2 separate regions of the Homo sapiens genome follow, and region 2 is linked to region 1. The links are chromatin contacts, found by Hi-C in ENCODE. All regions are on one chromosome and are shown on one strand. Each heading gives the region's core, a stretch centred on a gene start or an enhancer-like site at or near the end of the contact. The rest is flanking DNA. Distances are from core to core; before and after follow the strand shown.

Region 1 (5,479 bases), core at 2,916-5,415:
CTTAGTATCCCCTCACTTCTGAAAATGCACCCACTCTTTCTTAAGCCCTGACACTTCCTCATACTGCCACATGTTATGGCTTTCTTGATACTCCCCTCCTTGACCCTGCAGCAGTCCTAACACAGCTGACCGCCTCTTTGCAGCTGTCTCCTGGCTTAGCTTTCTGCCCCTCGTTATCCCTATCCTGTTGTCGGTTCTTTCTCAAATACCTTCATAGTCTCGCTGTTCACTTTAGATGTGGGTCCTTTCAGGGACGCATGCTCAGCTTCATTCTTTCCCTCCTTTCACACTCCTATGGATGACTTCTAAGTTGTCATGTCTTCAAATATCAGTGAAATGTAATGGCCACCAAATGTTTCTCTTTATCTTCATCATCCTCTGGAAGTTCCAACCCACGCTTTCAACTACCTCCAGGTTTGCCCATCACCAAGCATCTCAAATGTGTGGCCAAACCCTGTTGTAATTTCCTTTCTACTTTCAGGACTTGCTCCCTTTTTTGTCCCTCCATTAAAGGCTATCTATTCCAAGTCAGAAACAGGATTTTCATACGACTTGTCTCTCTCAGTAATGCTGACCATATTTCTAAAGTATTTTGACTCTGTCTCATTCTTTTCATGTTGACAGATGGTCAAAATTGAGTTCTCTGCCACTGTTCTCTTTCTGCTCTTGGACTTCTTCTCTGTGCAAGAACCAGATCTGATTGCTACCCCGTCCCAAAAGTTCCTTGTTCTGAAGGCAGTGGAGAACCATGTCCATGTTAAACCTGGAATTCAAGATTCCCCACCACTGTGACTCTACATCACATGTTCCTTCAGAGCCCAATTTCTTACCAGTTCACTGACATGCAGCGGGTGGGCCAGCCCCAGCAGACTGTGCTCCAGCCCTGGCATGGGCTATGCACTTTCTTTTTCCAACTAGAATGTCAAGGATCTGCTCAGATCTTTTATGAAGCACCTTTATCCTTGGCTCCTAAGCACAATGAATCCCTGCCTCCTGTGCCTCCACTGTTCTTCCCTTCTAATTCTATGATGCCACCATGTAATATAGTGGTTTTCATGTTAGTCACTGAGCTTAAGGCGTCCATATGGTCTAGTGGGGTGAATAATATGTAATCTTATCTGTCAGCCTGTCATCCATCCATCCCTCCATCAACTTGGTTAGCATTTTGATACTGGTATGCCCAAGACTCCCTCTGATGCTAGTATTCGTGGATTCTGCATATTATCTAACTTCCGCGCAGAGACAAAAGTACACGTTACAGGCTAAGTACATGATACAGGCATCCAGAATCATTTATGTCTTGATGACTGCTAAATTTCCAGGGCTCAATAACTTAGTAGGTTTCAATAAATGTGTTGAATGAACAAATTAGTTAATTCCTAGAAATTGATGGAAGATTGACTTAGGTTATAGGTACAGTAAAAACAAATACCCCTGCCTCTAATTAAAAAAAATAAATTTACTTCTTCCAATTGCTACAGATAATTATCACTTATATATATTATGTACAATATTCTCTATTCCAAAATGTATTTCTGGAGAAACACAGATGAGCACACACTGGCAAGCATAGAGCAGTTAGGACCTAGCAGGAGTAGACCAGCAGTCCTGCAGGAATACAGCCCGAGCTTCTGTAGCCCGAGGCCCTTACTGCTATGACCCAGGCCACTCCCCTGTCTTGAGCAGGCCACACACCAGCAGCACCAGCTGGGTTGTTAATTGTTAACTTCCAGCTTTGCCACTTCCTTCCTTCTCCAATAGCTTCCAGTACTTGTCCTGATTTTTTCTTTTCATCTGCTTATGTTCATGACCCCATTTTCCCCTACATACCAATCTAACCACCCAAAGACATAAATAAGAGAATAACCTGGTGAAGTGATCTCCATTAGAACCAATACCACAAATATTTTCAAGTTTTCTTGAAAAAAAAAAAAAAAGACTATACTCTCAAGGATCATTTCTATAGTTTGTTACTAAAGAAGTTTCTCTGAATTTGTAGAGCACCGAAATTATTAAAAAAAAAAAATTAAATTCCCGGTAGGAGGAAAGTAGATACTAACTGTGATGTTACCCCTTGCTTATTTCTTTGAAATGAAATAAAACTGGCTTAAATGACAATACACACATCCATGTTTGCTTTAAAGTCTTTATTATCCCGAATATAAAAGACAGAGTCCTCTAGGATATAACAGAGTTCTTTACGTGGAAACATTATTTTTTTACAAGTGAAAAAATAAATACCTCTTGGAATAAAGGCTTATATGCTAATATGTGCCATAAAAAAGTAGAGTTTTAATATTTGACAAAATGTCTGTGCAAAGAAACAAATGCATAAACACATTACTGCTACATTAAGGCAATATGAAAAGTATACTCAGAAATCTCAGTAAAGTGACAGTGTAGGTTTCTAGCTTTACCTTAGCTAGTATTGCACCCGATAAGGTCATCTAGGTCTCCCGACATCCCAGAAAACCTGCTAGCTGACCAGCTTCCAAAATGCCCAAGTGGGAGTGGAAAACATGTTTAAGAAAACAGAAGCAAAAAGAACCAAAACCCCTTCGAAACATACAGAGGGGACAACCCAAAGTTAATACTTAAGCACTTACTTTAAAAAAACACAACAAAACTCCCCCCCCAAAAACAGAAAAGGACACCATATCTAAATACTTATGGTAAGGCTATAAAAGGCTTGAACAGTTCAAGCAAAGCAACACCAGTGGGTGAAGCTGGGATCGAGTGCTTGGGAGAAGTGATGAGTTAACTACCCTCAGTTGTACACCATGAGGCTCCATCTCTCACTCAGCAAGCTCCGCTTTCCCTTCCCAAGGAGAGTGCTCTCTGTTTTCAGTCTGAAATAAAATATTCCACCAGCTCAGAAGGCCCGGGGAGTACTTGACTACTCCACAGTAATCTTATAACAAGATTGGTAGTATTTTATAATCGAAAGGCTTGTGGGGTAGGGATAGGGGGAGCGTAAAGGAATAGGGAGCCACCCACATTGAGTGAGCTGCTTTTTACTAGCCACACTGGTTTAAATCTGACAACATTGTCAACTTTTTAAAAGTCACAGAATTGATTTGTAAACCTGTTTGCCTTCCAATCATTCTTGATCAAGTTATAAAGACAGAAATGACATTAAAACGACAACAATTTACAAAAGACTTTCCTATTAAAAATGGTTGGAGCTCCATGACCATACAAAAAGAATGAAATTCTTAAAAGTAATTCTTACAAAATCTGCTGCCAGTAGGAAACTTACCTCAGGATACATTAAGGAGACTTACAACATCATTTCCTAAAAGGTACCCAACTTTTTGGCTATGTTGCCACTTCACTGACATCAAAGACTTTACCTATTCCTTTACTAGATCATAAAAAAAATCAACATCCAAGGAATGTGTCTGCGTCCCAGAGCTCCTCCTGGTCCCATGACTGGAGTTGTTGATTCTACGCATGGATATGTTTTTGCAGTGAGGAGTAGCTGTGTTATTTTTCTTCCTTTTTTTTTTTTTTAACATCGCATGGCAGATGGGTGTTGGAATAATTACTTTCTCCACAATCTATCATTTTAATAGTTTATAATAGTGCAGTTCATGGAAACATGCCAAGTCCAACAAAAGCACAACAGATTAGATTACAGTCAGATTGAGAAGACTGGTGTGCGTTGGCAGATAGACGTGCTGGACATGCTCCACACGCGACCTGCAGACGGGACATGACTGGGAAAGAAAAGCCAACAGTCTCTGTTAGCATGCAAGCCTCGGTGGGGGGCCTGTGTCTCTGTGCACACCCCTGGTCTCTAGTGCATTTAATTTTCTAAATCAATTGTGATCACAGTGATTTCTAGCTTTCAATTGGTAGAGATCTTTGCCGTCTCACAGGTTGAAAGTTTATACTTTACAAGGGCTTAAAAATAAATACTATGACATAGTATAAACTGAAGGAAATTAATTACATTTTTAGTGAAACGCTAAAGAAGGTACATTGAATAAAGCAATTACTGAAGACGTCTTTCTGTGCAGAATGTGGTCTCTACATGAGTAGACTATAACACTTCAGGCAGCAATGCAGGAGACCCTTCTTGAAATTGTGTGTCCTTAGCTCAGCTGACTGACTCAGGCCAACATTTCTGGGCTGATGCCCACATGGCCAGGGAGGGTGGCTCTGCTTCTAGCCGTAGGTGGCAGCTCCACATTCCTGGCTGACTTCTCAGAAAGCCCGTGCCCATCATCAGCCCTCAGGAGAGACTTAGGGATGAGAGTCAGAATAGGTGGGCAGAAAAAGACAAGCCTATGACTGCTTCTGGGGAAAGGACACAGGGGTCATTTGGTCTTATTAGCTCTGAAATTAGCAGCTTCTGAAGGACTAAGTATTATCTAGAACCAGTTTTACATAAAACCACAGTGACATTTGGCAAACACATCTGAGAAATAAAAACAAATTGAAAAAACTTGTAAGAGGAAATTTAAAATTCTTCTTCATGCAAGAAAGGAAGAAAACTATATGTGAGTTCTCTTTTTCGTGTTAATATTAAAATTAGTTTGACTTGCTAATAAATAACAGCCAACCCATATGCCCTTGAGGCATTTGCAATCATAAAAGGAAATTAATCACCAATATCACAGAGTCAACAACCCATCCATGGATAATTGAGAAGTATTCTTTCCCAAATATCTTAAGTAATAAAGACCATCCTCCTAAGTGTCAGAAAAAGGGAGGCAACTTGAAATAGAGGAAGCAGCCCTGGGCCAGGCCTCAGGAGGCCTGGATTCTTGTCCTCAGGTAAGCCGCTAACTAGATATGTTACCCAGGAATCTCAGCCTCATTTTCAGAACTTGAAAACACTGCATAATTTGGAGTAATTATGTTGTTGAAAATAGTATGCTAATCTAAAATGTTTCTAAAGGGCAATGCCTTTTAGGTCACCAAATACAAAGACCCTTTCCGGGTGAAGATGGGCATTCCCCGTCTGTGCATTAGCGAGCCAGTACCTGGCTCCTACTCCCCGTTAAGAGGAGGGATAGGTGAGGCTGCAGGCAAAAGTGGGCAGCTGACTCCCCTACCTGTAGCTGGGCGGCGCAGCTCTCACAGCACACAGTGTGGCCACAGGGACAGAAGGTGGAGTTGATCTCCTCCTCGCAGCACACCATGCACAGCATGGCTTCCTTCAGCTTGCGTAGCTTCTCCTGCAGCACCCGGGTCTGCTGGCAGCTGAGGCCCTCGCAGCTGCTGCAGTTCATGCTGCTTTCTGAGGACTTCAGAGGCGAGTGTGAAGGGCTCTGGTTGTTTCTTGAAACGAGGTCCACAACGCCAGCATTGTACAGAGCCCTCCTGGCATGGTCATACACCTCCTTTGATGTTCTTTTAATATCAAAGACATATTTCTTGCCAAGGTTAATGTTTTCATTCAGAAACAGAGATGCCAAGTGGCCCTTCAAGTCACGGCTATACTGCATCATCACGGCGCTGGTCACTGTGT
Region 2 (5,074 bases), core at 835-3,334, 2.1 Mb before region 1:
CAGGGTTGAGATGCCAAAGAAATGGTGAATTTTCTTCATGTCAGGAAAAAATTAGAGAAGTCATGTAAATATACTGTAAGTGGCCAACACAGTAATGCTTGGGGAAGAGTTGGTAGTTGAAAGAATCCCATGTTTTGTTCTAGACAAATTATTTTTAAAAACATGATGTTGTAGAAATTTTATCCCCTAATAGTTTTATTGTAGCTGTGATTTATTATTCTTTTTACTAATTTGAGGTGTTTGTGGGACAAGTAGAATTGTGAAAGTTTTTATTTTACTTAACCCTGAATATTTAACTTTAGAACTGAGGCATCATGGAAGCCAGACAGTGAAATACTTTCTGTATTAGGCTTTTTTTTTTTTTTGCGTTACTATAAAGAAACACTTGAGGCAGGGTAGTTTATAAAGAAAATAGGTTTTATTGATTCGTGGTTCTGCAGACAGTACAAGAAGCATGGCGCCAGTATTTGCTTCTGGTGAAAGCCTCAGGAAACTTCCAATCATGGCAGAAGACAAAGGGGGAGCAGGCATTTCATTTGGGAGTGGGAGCAAGTTGTAGAGGGAGGTGCCATGCTCTTTTAAACAAATCTTGAGAGAACTCACTCACCACCACGGATTACCATGCTAAGCCGTTCATGAGGGATCTGCCCCCATGATTTAATCACCTTACCAGGCCTCACCTCCAGCATTGCAAATCACTTTTCAACACGAAATTTGGAGGGGGCAAACATCCAAAGCATATCATTGCACCCCCGGTCCCCCAACTCTCATATGTTTCTCACATTTCAAGATTCAGTTGTGCCTTCGCAGTAGTCCCCCAAAGTCCGGTCTTGTTTCAGCATTAACACAGAAGTCCCAAATCTGTAAGTCCAGAGTTTCATCTGAAGATGAGTTTCTTCCACCTATGAGCCTGTGAGATCAAAAACAAGTTATTTACTCCCAAGATACAGTGATGGTACAGACATTGGGTAAAATTCCCATTCCAAAAGGGAGAAAGGCCAAAAGAAAGGTGCAATAGGCCCCACACAGTCTGGTTTGGTTTTTGTTTGGTTTTTGTTTTTCTGTGTTTGTTTGTTTGTTTGTTTTTTGAAACGGAGTTTCGCTCTCGTTGCCCAGGCTGGAGTGCAGTGGCCTGACCTCGGCTAACCGCAACCTCTGCCTCCTGGTTCAAGGGATTCTACTGCCTCAGCCTCTCGAGTAGCTGGGATTACAGGCATATGCCACCACAGCTGGCTGATTTTGTATTTTTAATAGAGACAAGGTTTCTCCATGTTGGTCAGGCTGGTCTCAAACTCCCGACCTCAGGTGATCCGCCCGTCTCAGCCTCCCAGAGTTTTAGGATTACAGACGTAAGCCACTGCGCCCGGCCTACAAGTCTGAATCCTAGCAGGGCAGTCTTTAAATCTTAAAGCTCCAAAATTATCTCCTTTTACTGCATGTCTGGCATCCAGAGCACGCTGGTGCAAGGGGTGAGGGGTCCCAAGGCTTTGGGCAGCTCAGGATGCAAGCTGCTTGTGGCTCTACCATGCTGGAGTTTGGAGGTGGCAGCCCCCTTCCCACAGCTCCACTAGCCAATAGAGCCTTGGTGGTGAATCTAGGGGTCCACCCCCCATTTCCCCTTTCCACTCCACACTGCCCTAGTAGAGGTTTTCTTTCTTTTTTTTTTTTTTTTTTGGAGACAAGGTCTCACTTGTCACCCAGGCTGGAGTGCAGTAACATGATCTCAGCTCACTGCAAACTCTGCCTCCCAGGCTCAAGCAATCCTCTCACCTCAGGAACCACAGGCATGCGCCACCATGCCCGGGTACTTTCTGTATTTTTTGTAGAGGCAGGGTTTTACCATGTTGCCCAGGCTGGTCTCAGACTCCTTAGCTCAAGTGACCTGCCCGTCTCTGCCTCCCAAAGGGCCTGGATTACAGGAATGAGCCACCACGCCTGGCCCTGAGTAGCAGTTTTCTGTGAGAGTTCCACCCCTGCAGGAGGCTTCTGCCCAGGCACCCAGGCTTTCTCATATATCCTCTGAAGTCTGTCCTAAGAAAGGGGTCAGATTAGCCAAAATTGGCAGTGATTTTGGGGAAAAGGGAAGTGAGAGAAATGACTAGTAAAAGATGACTCTTAGGTTTCTGTCTTTGGCAGGTGGGTGGATGGTATTAATGTTTTTTGAAAAAAATTCACAAAGTGAGCAAGTTTGGAGATGATTATGATTTTTCTTTTGAATATTTTGAGTTTAGGTGCCTGTAGGACATGAATTGTAGCTGTCCAGATGACAGACAGGCATATACTGTTGGCTCTCCATATCTGTGGGTTCCTCATCTGTGGATTCAATCAACCACAAATTGGTAAAAATGGATGGTTGCATCTGTACTGAACATGTACAGATTTTTTTATTATTCCTAAACAATACAGTATAACAACTATTTACATATCAGTTAAGTTGTATTAGTCATTATGAGTAATCTACAGATGATATAAAGTATATGGGAAGATGGTCATAGGTTACATGTAACTACTACACCATTTTTTTAAAAAATAAGGGACTTGAGCATCCATGGATTTTGGCATCTGAGGGGCGTCCTGGAACCAATCCCTCACAGATACTGAGGCAATATTAGTTAATATGAATCTCAGATGAAAGTTGTGGCTTGGAGATTGACTGGGAAGTCATTAGCTTGTAGTTAGTAATCAGAGACAAGCAAATAGTTTAAATCACTAAGTTGATGAAGTTGAGTGATAGTAGGGGTTGTTTTAGTGTGTTTGGTCTTCATTCTGTACAACATGGCCAGAATATACCTGTTGATAGCCCTTTCTCCTGAAGTATTCTTTCTGTGCGAATCCTTACATTACTAAATCTAAGCTGTCTTTAAAAGCCAGCACACGTGCTTTGTTCCTTTTTCTCTAGTCCCAAAATAATCAATTCCTCCTCAGTGCACAGCAATTTATTTGTGTATCTTTCTTAAGATGTTTTGTTATCTTTTATATTGGCGTATATTTATGTCTCATTTCTTTAGTAGCATCTTTTTCAAAAGATACGCAGTTTTTATCATCCATTTATCCCCTCTTAGTATTGAGTGCAGCTGCACAACACAGGCATTAAATAAATGGCAGAACCTCGAGCAGTATATAGTATTCTTTTATCTGACTTTATTTCATTCAAAAAATGATTTTATTTTAGATAAATGGAGCTTAATGTTTTGAATTTTGAAGTATATGCTACCTGTTTTCTAGATTTTTTTTTTTTTTTTTTTTTTTTTTTTTTTTTTTTTTTGAGACGGAGTCTTGCTGTGTCGCCCAGGCTGAGGTGCAGTGGTGCGATCTCGGCTCACTGCAAGCTCCGCCTCCTGGGTTCATGCCTTTCTCCTGCCTCAGCCTCCCAAGTAGCTGGGACTACAGGCACCAGCCACCACACCTGGCTAATTTTTTGTATTTTTTAGTAGAGATGGGGTTTCACCACGTTAGCCAGGATGGTCTTGATCTCCTGACTGAGTTAGCCAGGATGGTCTCGATCTCCTGACCGAGTTAGCCGGGATGGTCTTGATCTCCTGACCTCGTTATCCGCCCGCCTCAGCCTCCCAAAGTGCTGGGATTACAGGCATGAGCCACCGCGCCTCACCGTAGATTTTTGTGACTAAACAATTTAACTTTGAGTGACTTATGGTCATCATTAGGAATGTTATTCATAAACTACAAAGTAATGCTCTCCCAGTTGATTGCATTAAATGTAAACTTGGAGAGTTTTATCCTATCCACGTACTTCAGGCTGTTCTGCCTGGAAGTCTTTATTTGTGTTTCTTTTGTCAGTTTACTAAATTGTTATTGTTCTCTATATATCTTTTGAAGTTCTTAATCTCCCAGTCTAAATTTGATTATTCCTGAAGTACAGCAAACTGAATCTCAATTATTAAATAGAATTATGTCCAAAGATTAAACAGAGCTAGATTTTTTTCACAAACGAAGTGACTGGACTGTAATGGCAATAATTTTAGTTGGATAAAAATTAGTTTGCTTTCTAATTTTTTTTTTTAACTGAGTCCCTGTGAGTGCCAGGTGAGTAAAATGTTACTCTGAAAAAATTTTCATGGTGCTCTATTAATTAATCAAGTGTTTTCCTCTTTTATGTCATTTGCTTTCCAAAACCATGCTCAGAAGAAGAATAAAGTATTAGGTTTTGGGGACTTTGTTCTACATGTGTATCTAATAAAGTTAATACAATGTTTAAGCTTTTTGTTAATTAAGAAATACTAAATTAATTTCTAGAAAAGAGTCTCATCGTGGAAGGCAAGAGGGAAAAGAAAAAAGTAGAGAGGTTGACAATGCAAGTCTCTTCCTTACAGAGAGAGCCATTTACAATTGCACAAGGTAAGTTTATTCTAGCTTCCTTTCATTTTGTGGTGAAAGTGCCTAAATTTGTGAAAATGATGGTTTGTAGCTTAGTATCAGCAAGGTAGTGTTTTATACTTTTGGTATAATTTTATTTAATTTGCTCTGTAAGAGCAGAGTTACATGTAAATTATGCTGTGAAAATAATTCTCATTAAATTAACTTTGTAAATGTATTAGTAAGCCATAGGTATTTAATTGTGATTTTTTTTTTTCCCCAGGAAAGGGGCAGAAACTTTGTGAAATTGAGAGGATACATTTTTTTCTAAGTAAGAAGAAAACCGATGAACTTAGAAATCTACACAAACTGCTTTACAACAGGCCAGGCACTGTAAGACCTTTTTACACTTTAAACCTACTTGTATATTACTTCACAATGGAATCAATTTCTGTAAATGTTAGTGATCCACTAGTTCAATTTCCACACTTTATGACTGAGCAGACTGAGGTATATACTTATTAAATGATTTATCACAGGAAACACAGCTGGATATTAGCACTTGGATTATAATATCCAGGGCTCTGTCTTCTTTTTTCTTTTTCTTTTTCTTTTTTTTTTCTTTCTTTTAAGACACGGTCTCACTTTGTCACCCAGGCTGGAGTACAGTGTGCAATACATGGCTCACTGCAGCCTCAACCTCCTGGGCTCAAGTGTTCCTCCCGCTTAAGCCTCCCAAGTAGCTGGGACCACAGGTGCA

Evidence for each region. Hi-C counts contacts between places; a loop is a spot of excess contacts on that map. Pooled maps may share reads with other maps.
Region 2: a loop to region 1 is called in a pooled map of posterior vena cava, with 9 times the contacts of the local background. The contact joins two enhancer-like sites. A Hi-C loop is called at or near these places in 1 of 168 maps with a recorded cell type or tissue (naive thymus-derived CD4-positive, alpha-beta T cell) and 6 of 50 pooled maps.

What each region holds. Positions count from the first base shown.
Region 1 is chr6:16,144,902-16,150,380 of GRCh38, reverse strand. It overlaps MYLIP (myosin regulatory light chain interacting protein), which reads right to left. Exons shown (of 7, transcript NM_013262.4): 6 at 5,064-5,479; 7 at 2,133-3,719. The coding sequence ends at 3,630. It also overlaps the pseudogene LOC124901514. Among named protein-coding and RNA genes, the nearest start is that of MIR4639, 6.1 kb to the right of the region's middle. Within about 2 kb of position 4,165, at least 2 of the 41 ENCODE cell types and tissues checked have a DNase peak (open chromatin) inside an H3K27ac peak, as active enhancers do.
Region 2 is chr6:18,257,586-18,262,659 of GRCh38, reverse strand. DEK (DEK proto-oncogene) reads left to right here. Exons shown (of 11, transcript NM_003472.4): 3 at 4,255-4,356; 4 at 4,598-4,707. Among named protein-coding and RNA genes, the nearest start is that of DEK, 4.4 kb to the left of the region's middle. RefSeq lists an enhancer at 2,124-2,243. Within about 2 kb of position 2,084, at least 12 of the 41 ENCODE cell types and tissues checked have a DNase peak (open chromatin) inside an H3K27ac peak, as active enhancers do.